2 separate regions of the Mus musculus genome follow, and region 1 is linked to region 2. Evidence: chromatin loops called from intact Hi-C (ENCODE). Cell type or tissue: left cerebral cortex. All regions are shown on one strand. Each heading gives the region's core, and the rest is flanking DNA. Links, peaks and the distances in the headings are about the cores only.

The links. A loop is a pair of places that touch in the nucleus more often than their neighbours do. Peaks named below come from ENCODE experiments on the same cell type or tissue, not always from the same donor. Only the 100,000 strongest peaks of a DNase experiment are listed, where the experiment ranks them.
Region 1: a loop joins it to region 2, with 2.2 times the contacts of the local background. A loop is called at or near these places in 4 of 42 quality-filtered maps.

The regions. Positions count from the first base shown.
Region 1 is chr9:103,778,745-103,784,131 of GRCm38, forward strand. No RefSeq gene overlaps it. Among named protein-coding and RNA genes, the nearest start is that of Tmem108, 20 kb to the left of the region's middle. In left cerebral cortex, for the core only: no CTCF peak of the experiment used is centred there; DNase peaks (open chromatin) are centred at 2,876, 3,759, 4,224 and 4,783; H3K27ac peaks cover 1,158 bases.
Region 2 is chr9:103,838,378-103,843,764 of GRCm38, forward strand. No RefSeq gene overlaps it. Among named protein-coding and RNA genes, the nearest start is that of Tmem108, 79 kb to the left of the region's middle. In left cerebral cortex, for the core only: no CTCF peak of the experiment used is centred there; a DNase peak (open chromatin) is centred at 3,033.

The DNA.
Region 1 (5,387 bases), core at 316-5,315, 59 kb before region 2:
TCCACTCCTTGGGCATAACACTGTCATTAATTTTTCCCTCTTAGGTGTCTCGATCACTCGTGTTGCTTGAAAATAACTACCAATTGCAATGCTCTGCTCCTCATTTATATTCTGATGTTTAACACAAACTGCTACAACATAGAAAGCCTAGGACAGCAGCGTGGTTTAATATAAGAAAGTGGTACCTCCCAGACTCCTCACTCCTTTTCAGTTCACAGTAAACTGGAATGGTCTACTCCTTGAAGCACAGATCTCTCCAAGTTTCTGGATCCACAAACTCATAAATGATCCACTTATTATACCTGGGAATTGTCAAGAAGAATTCAAGTTACAGATGCAATATCCTCTAAAGCAGCCTTGGACTATAACTAACCTTTCCTATGATGACATCCCAGTGTGGTTGTGTTCAGTGTACTATGAGCATCTCTAAAGTTCTATTTATCCCCACTCCCTGAACCTGTTTAATGCCTTGGCTAACCCATAGAATCATAAATGTTTAATAGATAATTAGATGGGTAGAAGGAAGGATGGATGGGTAGAAGGAAGGATGGATATGTGGATAATGGATGGTATACAGGACTGCAGTAGCCTCTGGTAGTATAGTTAGAGAAATAATACCAATGTCTCCTCTCATGGTTAAGGGCTCTACACTAGAAATTCAGAATATAAAGCCAGTCCCCTTTAGCCCCTAGAAATAAGGAAACAGGGTTAGAAATTTTTACTCTACTCCAAAAGCACCTTATCTTTTATTTTGAAAATGTTGTCGTTTATTTGAAAAAAGAAGAATCAGAAAATTCATCTTGAAATTATGTTTAGGGCCTTGGGAGATGGCTCAATGTGTAAAGCATGCCCTGAGAAACTGTAAAGACAATAGAGTTTGAAGCCATGTAAAAGCCTACATAGAAGTAGCCCATGTCTACCATTCCAGCACTTCTATAGAAGATGGGGTGCGGAAAGTCCCTAGAAACATGTAGGGTAACCATCCCGCTTACACAGAGGTAAATAGCAAACATGTGCGCGCGAGAGCACACACACACACACACACACACACACACATACACACACACACACACACACACACACACACACACACACACACAGACACTCCAAACCATCTAATCAGGGCAATTAGACCAGGACTCAAGAGCTGGAGAGCCAGATGCATTTCTAGAAGGCTGTTTTCTAAGCTGCAGCTGCCCAGATGAAGAGGTTTTGACTTGTGTTTTAATAAGTGTTGTTTTAAGGAGGCTTTAAGAGGTTTAAATAAGTGTAACAGGAAAAAGCAGAGAATAATACACCATACCAAAGGTATAGAGCAATATAACATATTTGAAGCAGATTACACAGGGCTTGCCAAGCAAGGCAAGAAGTCGTGCTCTCTGCCATCGGGAAGTTCCTGTCTCCCACTCCTATCCTGGGGTTGGGCGTGCCTCGGGTGGTTTGAGCTTTGTATATGTAGAAATTGATCCAGTGGTTGTTCCTGTCATCACGATAGTGAGGGCTATTATTATTACACAGGACTCAGTAGCCAGTGTTGGTTTAAACTTCAGGAGTTTGACCCCCCCCCAATTGATTTATTTTAGGTTATTTTAGGTTTAAACACACCATAATCTGGTGAAAGCTATTCTTGTGATATTTAACCCAATCCTGCAAGGACAACAAAGCATTCTTTGAGAAACAAAGTAAGCTAAATGCAGATCAGACATAACTACACTGAAACTTTGGAAAGTACATGTGATACCTTTAGTAAAGGTGGGTTCTATAGATTGAGGAAAAGCAAGTTTCTGAGAACAGATCTGGAGAAGGATTCGGTGCCGGAAAGTCACACATACAGCATAAAGGTTACCAGGCCAGAAAGCAGAGCTGCTCCTGCCTTCTGAGCAGAAAACAGGTTTGGCATTCTGTCTCTTGAAGGAACAACCCTGTGTGCTTGCCATTTCAGGCTACACTGGAGCATGTCTGTGAGCAAAAAGACCTCTGAGCTGCCTACAAGCAGAGTTCTCTATGCCCTGTGTGGGGACTGGACCGATGATCCCGGGAGCTTCTGGGCTCGACCCTCCTCCCAGAATGCCTGTCTGGGAGGCCTATTACCTCTGTGGGTAGGTGTAGCATCTCTCCTGTGAAATCACTTGAGGCTAGCTCTTGAGAAAGGTGATAATGGGTTCATCTTGGATGACTCAGACTGTTAATATATAACCAGAGGTCACACGAAAACCTGTTTGCCCAAGGCTTTGCTGCAGAATCTGGACTTTTTCTCAAGTAAAGGGAAAGGTGGTCCAGAAATCTGTCTCCACTTTTTTCTATTAAGAATTATCATCCAATTAGTAAAATGTAAATAACATAAAAATTACATTTTAACCACCTTTAAGGAAACCCTGTGACACTAACATTACTAAGGACCCATTAAATCTATTTTGGTAGAACTATTTTTTTTTTAAATTTGGAATTTTCCTGCGACATATTTTGATCATGCTCCCTACTCCCTCAGCTCCGCTCAGATCGTCCTCACTCCCTACCACAACATTTCTCTCTCTGTTATGGTAAGAAACAAAAGCCTAGAGAGGCCAACTGGCTTGACAAGGCCACGGAAAATGAATCGTGGAGGAGCTTTGCCCTGCGTCCTCAGCGCATGCCCGGCTCATTCACTCCATGGGGAGGGATGCTGAGTCCTCAAAGTCAAGATGGACCCGATCAAGCCTGGGGCAGGGCTGCTGAGCCCTCCTGACCTCCAGCCACTATGCTGACCCCTCCCCCTCCATTCCTCACCTCCCTTCTCCAGCTCCTTCCACCAAAAATACGAGGCTTCCTTGCATGGAAATGTGAGTTTCACACAGCCAATTATCGCCCAAAAATGCTTTTCTAAATTGGTGCTTCGGGGAGTGTCGCATCCATTGGCTGCAATATGTCTTCACACCAGACTTCAAGAGTTTTTCAGTTGAGAATTGAAGAAGATACTTGGCCACCATTTCCAGTCCCCGCTACAGTTCTTCACTTTTTTTTTTCTTTCTACAAGTAATTTTTAAGGACTCCATTGATCACTGTAGATTATCTCCAGCGCTTTCTACACATCAGGATTGGATGACCATGGGAGAGTGTCTAGGTCATAGTAGGTGATGCAAAAATATTCACGGAAGAAATGCGTGCAGGTAGCAGAGTTTACTTTATTTTTTTTTTCCATTAAAGTTGAGGACTAGTTTGAATATAGTGAAGGCCACCTTTTATAGGTACACAGTTCTTAGAGTTTTGAGATTCTGTTTTAAAAATTAATAAGAGCGATTCAAGAGGACAACTCCACTTCAACTATCAGCATCCCAGAAGTTGAACTCCCAGAGGTCATCAGGCTTGGCAGCAAGCTCTGTTACCTGCTGAGCCCTCTCGCTGGCTCTTGATTAGTTTTTGCCTATGGCCTATTTTGCCAGATAGTAGAATAATGTCACTGGTTTCCATTTCCTGGTCTTATCTACGTAGGAAACGTTTCCTCTTGTGTTCTCTCTAAGGCAGTGAAGGAGATGTTAAGTGTCTACCATCCTTACATGCTTTGTATCAATTTTTCACCCCACTGGGTCCCCCATGTGAAGGACCCTCTGAATTCTGCCACGTGTTTTATGCAAATGTTTTATGAGAACCATTGCTAAGCCTAGATCTTGGTGACATTTTACAAACAAATTCCCAGAAGCACAAATGCTAGACACGCTGTATCAAAGCTGCATGGATTCTGCTGACATGGCTTCAGGAACTGGGCGGGGTTTTCACCGTGATGCTGGTCCTATCAGCAACCCCGTTTCCACAGGCCCTTGCCGTTGCTAGGTAGCATCAAGCTTTTCCATTTCTTGACCACTGGGGAAAGAATGGTAACTTGTTTAGATTTTCTTGTATTTAATTACAATTTTTAAGGTGAAAAAAAAAAAAGAACCAAAATTTCGCAACAGATACATTTTTGGAATTCATTTCAAACCTCTTTTGAATTAATGTAGGTTATAAAAACTCCTATATATTGCATTTATTTAAATCACTGTAAAAGCAGCTTTCCTGCCACTAACTCGGTAGTTCTCCATCCTGGCTGCATATTGAAACACCTGGACTGCTTTTTAAAAAATACCTTTGCCTGGGCCTCATCCCAGACCAATTAAATCAGAATCTCTCTGGTGGGGCTTGGCCTTGATAGTGCTTAAAAGCTCCTTAGGTGATTCACACAGACGTAGCCAGGACTGCGGCTCCAAATGCATTATAAGGGATATTATAAATACTACACTCAAAAAAAAGGGCTCAGAGCTCCAGTTTTAGATACTGCCCACTGAATGTGTAAGCATACAGCATTTCTTCAGTGGCTTTAAAAACAAACAGGAATGGTTATAGCACAGTGGTTCTCAACCTTCCTAGTGCTGAGACTCTTGAATACACTTCTTCATGTTGTGGTGACCCCCAACCATAAAATTATCTCATTGCTACTTCGTAACTGTGATTTTGCTACTGTTATGAATCACAATATGTCTAACACATTCTTGATGCTGAGGTCACAGCCCCCTTGTTCAACCACCGTTCTTCTCCTCCTCCACTCCACCCCTGCCAACATTTCAGCAAACAATGAAACGCTCACACTCTACCTGTTAATAACTGACGCGTCCAAACTAAAGCAAGCTAGTAGTCGAGCGGTGCTTGATCGTTTTCTGATCAAAGGCATGAGCGCCGTTTCTGGCAGGCTACGACTGTAATTGGTTCATGTTCTCCTAGATGAAGGGGGGAAAACACAGACCCTCAGCAAGGAAAGCCACTGCCACGCGCAAAGGAGGTCCTTTAAAGTTTGTCTGTCATTCTTCGGATTCCCTGGCTCCTGTGACAAATGTGTCACAAGCTGTCATCTTTTTCGTTGGAGCTAAAGCACGGCGGCTTCCTCTGCCAACTCAGCACAGACCTAATAGAGAAAAAGTAGCTGGGCAACGATCCAGCGTATTGATTCAATTTGAATTTTCCATGATATCAGGAATAGGTGAGATAAAATGACCACAATAACTTATCAGAGGATTTCTAACCATAATTCAGTCCTTTCTACATTTTGAAGATTATATGGACAAACATTTACATGTTCAAAAAGTAATGCCTAATAATTGCACAGAGTTGTGGCGTGGTGCTTTGGTACAGGTGTATAATGTAGACTGACCAAATCAGGCTAATTACATGGTCTTGGCTCAGACATTTCTCATTACTGTTTCATTCATTTGGAGAGCTTTGAACTCCTTTTTCTGGCTCTCTATGGATGCATAAGTTACTGTAAGTTATGGAGGCTGATGGGTGAGTATTTGTATTCCCATGTTATTAAAAGGCAGTGAGAATGTGAGTGAAGGATGTCCATTCCTACATTTCAATTATTTATGATTTTCCACTTCATA
Region 2 (5,387 bases), core at 144-5,143:
GATTGCCATCATTTCCCCACTAAATGTGATTTCTTCAATGGTTGTGTTAGTTGAGGGTTGTCCAGTGAGACCTTCGTGAGCTTCGAGTGGAGATTAAGGCAATGTCTCCTCTCAAAGTGTTTTATGAAGCTTGTCATATCTGACAATACCCTCTCCTGACAATGCTTCCTTTATATGTCCAGGTTGACCTCTGAAACCCACACTCTGATGACATGTTGAGGTGTGTGTGTGTGTGTGTGTGTGTGTGTGTGTGTGTGCCTTGAAGGGTCTGTGTCCCCTTTCCTTTCCAAACAATTTAACATAGTCTGGGGAAATGGACTCAGATTATAAAGTGAGCTTGAGCAGGTATACTATCTTACTGTTTTTCAGTATAAGCAAATGAAGAGTTCCTCAGAACAATACCTCCCGTCTAACCTAAAGTTTCCCAAGTGTTATTTTTGCTACATGCCTCTACTCCTTCATATCTACAGCATATCACTGATCTGGAGTCCATGATGCTCTGGGCAATGATGACTGAGATAGTCTGCCCTAGGTAACTTCACAATTCTCCAGAAGCCATAAACCCATTCCACCACATAAGTTATGCGAATTGGTAAGAAATCTGATTCCACGGGACATCCTGCATGCCAATGGTCCCCAGTCCTAAGAAAGACTTCTACGTCATGTCAACCAAATAAGAATAAATTTGAGCAGTGACAGCCAAGATGGGAGAGTCATTTCTCCAGACAGGCAAATTGGACAGGCATAGGGAGAGACTGGATAGAGGGTGAAGGAAAATGGGACCCAAATGTGAGTGTGGTTCGAAGCCCATTAACAAAGAAAGAGAAAGGGAAGTGGGTAAAGTCAATGATCCCACATCCACCATGCCATGAACTACTGGCTTAAACTCTAAGGCAGATCACTGTCCTGGGGGAAAGCATTTATTTTGATCTGCTAAAATTACAGTGATGTAAATTTTGATCTGGGATCACCTAGAAAGTAATAAATGGTACTAAGCAGGCAGGATTACATGAGCAAACAGACTGAAAACTATTCTTGTGAATTTGTTTCTTGAACACTCCTCACAGGTTGCCCCCTCTTCATCAAAATTCTACCTCTTAATCTACTGCTGAAAAGACATGTGCAGTCTTCACTGAAGTGTTCTGCAAAGCAGCATGAGTTTAAAGTTCAGGCACGTGGAGAGAGAGAGAGAGAGAGAGAGAGAGAGAGAGAGAGAGAGAGAATAAATGAGCCATGGTTTCTCTCTTCCTGGCCACAACAGCTAAATCCCATTTTGATGTGATGGGCGTATGATCATCTTGCTCCATGTGTCCCTCCATAGGAAGTGTGGGATTTGGAGCTGGGTGTTTGCATGAGTGCCTTCCCACTCTCTCAGAGGAGCCTCTTACCTATAAAGAACTGAAAGTGCTCTATTCTACGGAGGGGGGGGGTGAATTTTGAAAATGACCAATAATGGTCACACGCCCATGTATGTTCATGACAATTCAATATAATTTCTAAACCATCTATTAAAGACGAATACAAATTAAATTTCACCAAGAGCCTTGTTATGTGTTTCTGTGTAAAACAATTGCTAAGATATAGAGAAAGAAGACTACAAACTAGAGATTTCTTACCAACTCTCAAGAGTCCATAGCATTCGTTTTGTTTTAGATTTACCTATTTATTTTGCTTCATATGTCTGAGTGCTCTTGCCTGTATGTATGTATGTATGTATGTATGTATGTATGTATGTATGCACTGTATGTATGCAGTGCACTGTGCCCTTGGAGGCCAGGAGATGGCATCAGATCACCTAGAACAAGAGTTACAGATGGTTCTGACCCACCATGCGGCTGCTGGAGATCAAACCCAGGTCCTTTGCATGAGCAGTAAGTGCTCTTAACCATTGGCCCATCTCTCTAGCTCGAGTCTACGGTATCCTGAAGATGAGTGTGTTGTTATTCAGCACATACTTATTCTTGACCTGGATGTTCAGAAATCTGTTTTTTAAGCTAAATTCAGAGGAGGATGTTGTATCACACGGTTCTATAAGATAGTTCATCTTTTCTCCTGGGAAACCAAGAAGGGAGGTCAATAAATGGACTTCTTTGCTTTCTGTCTTTATTTTTCTCTGTGGGATAAATAAAGGGAAAATGTGTTAGAAGTGTTCCCTAGTGGGAGGTGACTAAGTCATTGGGGACTTTGTCCCTCAGAAAGGATTCCCTTCCTTTTCCCAGAACACCATTTAGTTTTTTCATAATTTTTCTATGATAAAAAATACATTGTTGTTAATGAGATAGAAATAGAGCATTTTTAGAAAATTCAATTAGAACATCAAATATTATGACTGTCAAAATCCAGACACTAAAATATTGATAGGTATGTTTGTGTGATCTTATATGTGCATCCAGATATGGTAGATACAGTACACATGCAAGTGTATATGAATGCCTGTGGAGGTCAGGGGTCAAGGTTTGATGTCTTTCGTCATCACTCTCTACACTGTTTATTAAAGCAGGGTCACTCACACAACCTGGAACTTACCAATTTGGATTGACAGTCTGCCCAGTGAATCTCTCCAACACTAGGATTATAGGCATGTTCTATTGCTCTTGTCTTTTTTATTGTGGTTTGGGTGTGTGTGTCAAACTCAGGCCCTCCTATTTATGAAAGAATCACTTTCTTGACTGAGCAACCTCCTCAGCCCCAACATTTATATTCTTTTTTAATGTAAAGAAACATCTATGGAAACAACATGTTTGGTTAAAGGAGCTCTGCTTATTTAAGATGAAAGTCCTTTGGGGCAAGTTTGAGGGGTATATCTGCCTTGCAGTCGGCACACCCAGCCCTTGTGCCCCTTCCAAAATGGTGATAATGAGAGTGGATGTCTATGTGCAAACCTATCTGGCCAGTGCATGCTTTTGATGTAGAGTGCTTGTAATTACAGTTATTTAAAATATCCATAAGCTTTAACAGGCTGTTTCTCCCCAGAAGCAAATCAAAGACACGGGACTCCAAAGAGCTGATTCACCATTCTCACTCATGACTAATGGCAAGCAAGAAAAGAGTCAAGATGCATAAAAAAAAATTCTAAAGCCTGGAAAAGATCAGCTGTAATTGCAAGACTCGAAATCAGATGACTCCAAGGGGAAACCTAAAAAGAGTTGAGAGAAATAACAGAGACCTTGAAAGCAGGCAGGAGTGAGTTTGAGTCCGCACTGTCTGGGTTTAGATGTGGTTTAAGGGTGACCCACAAAGGTTAATGTGCTGGTATCTTGGTCCCCAGGGTGGTCACACTAAGTAAAGGGAAAATGTGTTAGAAGTGTTCCCTAGTGGGAGGTGACTAAGTCATTGGGGACTTTGTCCCTCAGAAAGGATTGCCATCCTTTTCCCAGAACACCATTTAGTTACAACAAAACCAGGTGTTATCAAGGGGCACGACTGGCCCTTCCCCAGGCTGGCCCCTTGCCCACCAGTGCCTTCTGTTCTTTCTTCCACCATGTGCTGTCACCCACCTTAAGAAACCCTCTAGAGTCAAGATGATGCTGGAGCTATACCGCGGAATCTCTGAAACCAAGAGCTAAATTAAACCTTTTTCTTTATTAGAAATGCAGACCTGGGTTTTGTTATAGTGAGAGGGCATCGAGCAGCGTTTCTACCAAATGCATCTGCAACCTCCTTAACCTCAATCTCTTTATTGGTGAAATGAAGAATGTGGTAAAACGGCTGTAAGGATTAAGGGGTGTCACATGGCACCAGTGACACAAGACAGCAGTTAAAAGGAAACCTCTAACTTGGAGGGGGATTTAGGGATCGTTTGCAATAGCCTATGTAATAGATGTCACAGTACCTGGCACACAGAGGCTGTTCAATGTCCAGAATGCCAATTCTGATTTTCACTGAGTACACACACACACACAGAGACACACACACATGCAACTGCAAAGGCTCAGCCACTGCCCAAAGGAATACAGAAGACGACCTCCAAACTTGAGTTGCTGACCAAGTAGGCTGGGCTAGATCGGAAAAAAAAAGGCAGAAACCCTGGGAGGCAAAGAAGAAAAAAAACAATCACTTCCTATGTCTGATGTTTCTATCTCTGTGGGTCACACACCATGCAAGTATATGCATTTATAGGCCCCAAAGTGAATATGCATGGGTCACTGAACCTTTAGGGGATTCAAACCAGAGTGCTCTAGGATCTAAGGACCAAAGCTTTCAGGATGAACCAATAGAATGTGCTCTGTGAGCAACACTCACTTTCCCATAGCAGGGAAACGATAGGGACATCAATGACCACTTACTAATTACTTCATTCATTAATAAATGTCCAGCTGCCTACCTTGTGCTTCAATGCTGAGGCCTCCTTCTATAGGAAGGGCGTGGTTTCTTACACTTTCTCTTACAGAGGTCCATTTACTGGAGCTGGTGGGACGACCCAGCGGTAAAGGATATGCTATGCAATCATGAAAACCAGAGTTCGATTCCCAGAAGCCCCATAAGAAAGAACTGGGCATAGTGGTGCAGGTGAGAGCTTGCCATTGGGTAGACCTGGGGACAGACAGATACCTAAAGCCTTCTAGATGGCCAGCCCTGCCACGGCAAGTTCCATGTCAGCGAACAACCCTGAATCAAGGAGACATGTGGATGATGACTGAGGAATGACATGAAATTAACCTCTAATACATACACACTCATTATATTATACACGTATATGTATATTTTCCTATGTAAAATTAGTTTTATGTTATTGTAATAGATGACCTGATTGCAGTTTTTTTTCCAATGTGGCTATTTAAGGCAACATCTGATGTTCATTTTTTAAAAAGGTATCAATTTTTAAAACTGTGAAGACACTTACAAAATTGCCATTATTATTATGTCTAAAAACTCAGATTCTGGGCTGAATGGTGGTATCACGCTCAGTGGTGTGATAAACGTGTTCACCTTCAAAGGAAGGTGATCAAAATATAAGTTTTAGGTTATACATTATCACGATTTTAAAAATAAATACTCAGTTTTTCTTTCTGAACTACACGCGTTGCCCTAGACCTCTATATACTAAAAACAAAACAAAACAAGCAAATCAACAAAGACAATGCCCTCTATCACAATCATGCATAAACAGATTTACATGGAAAAGTATACAGTTCACAATTACATTTTGCATTAGAAAAATGTGAATGGCATGCTTCTGTGGGCCCTTATCAATTTCCATCAGGTCAGATTTTCCGGATGCAAATCAGTTAATGTAACGAAGCCTGAAAGGACCCCAAGCTGTGGGGGTGTGCCAAACAGCACGTCAAATCATACTTGGATGTATTTTGTCTTTTCTGAGGAAATTATAATTTTTGACGTGTGTGTGTGTGTGTGTGTGTGTGTGTGTGTGTGTGTTTGTGTGTCTT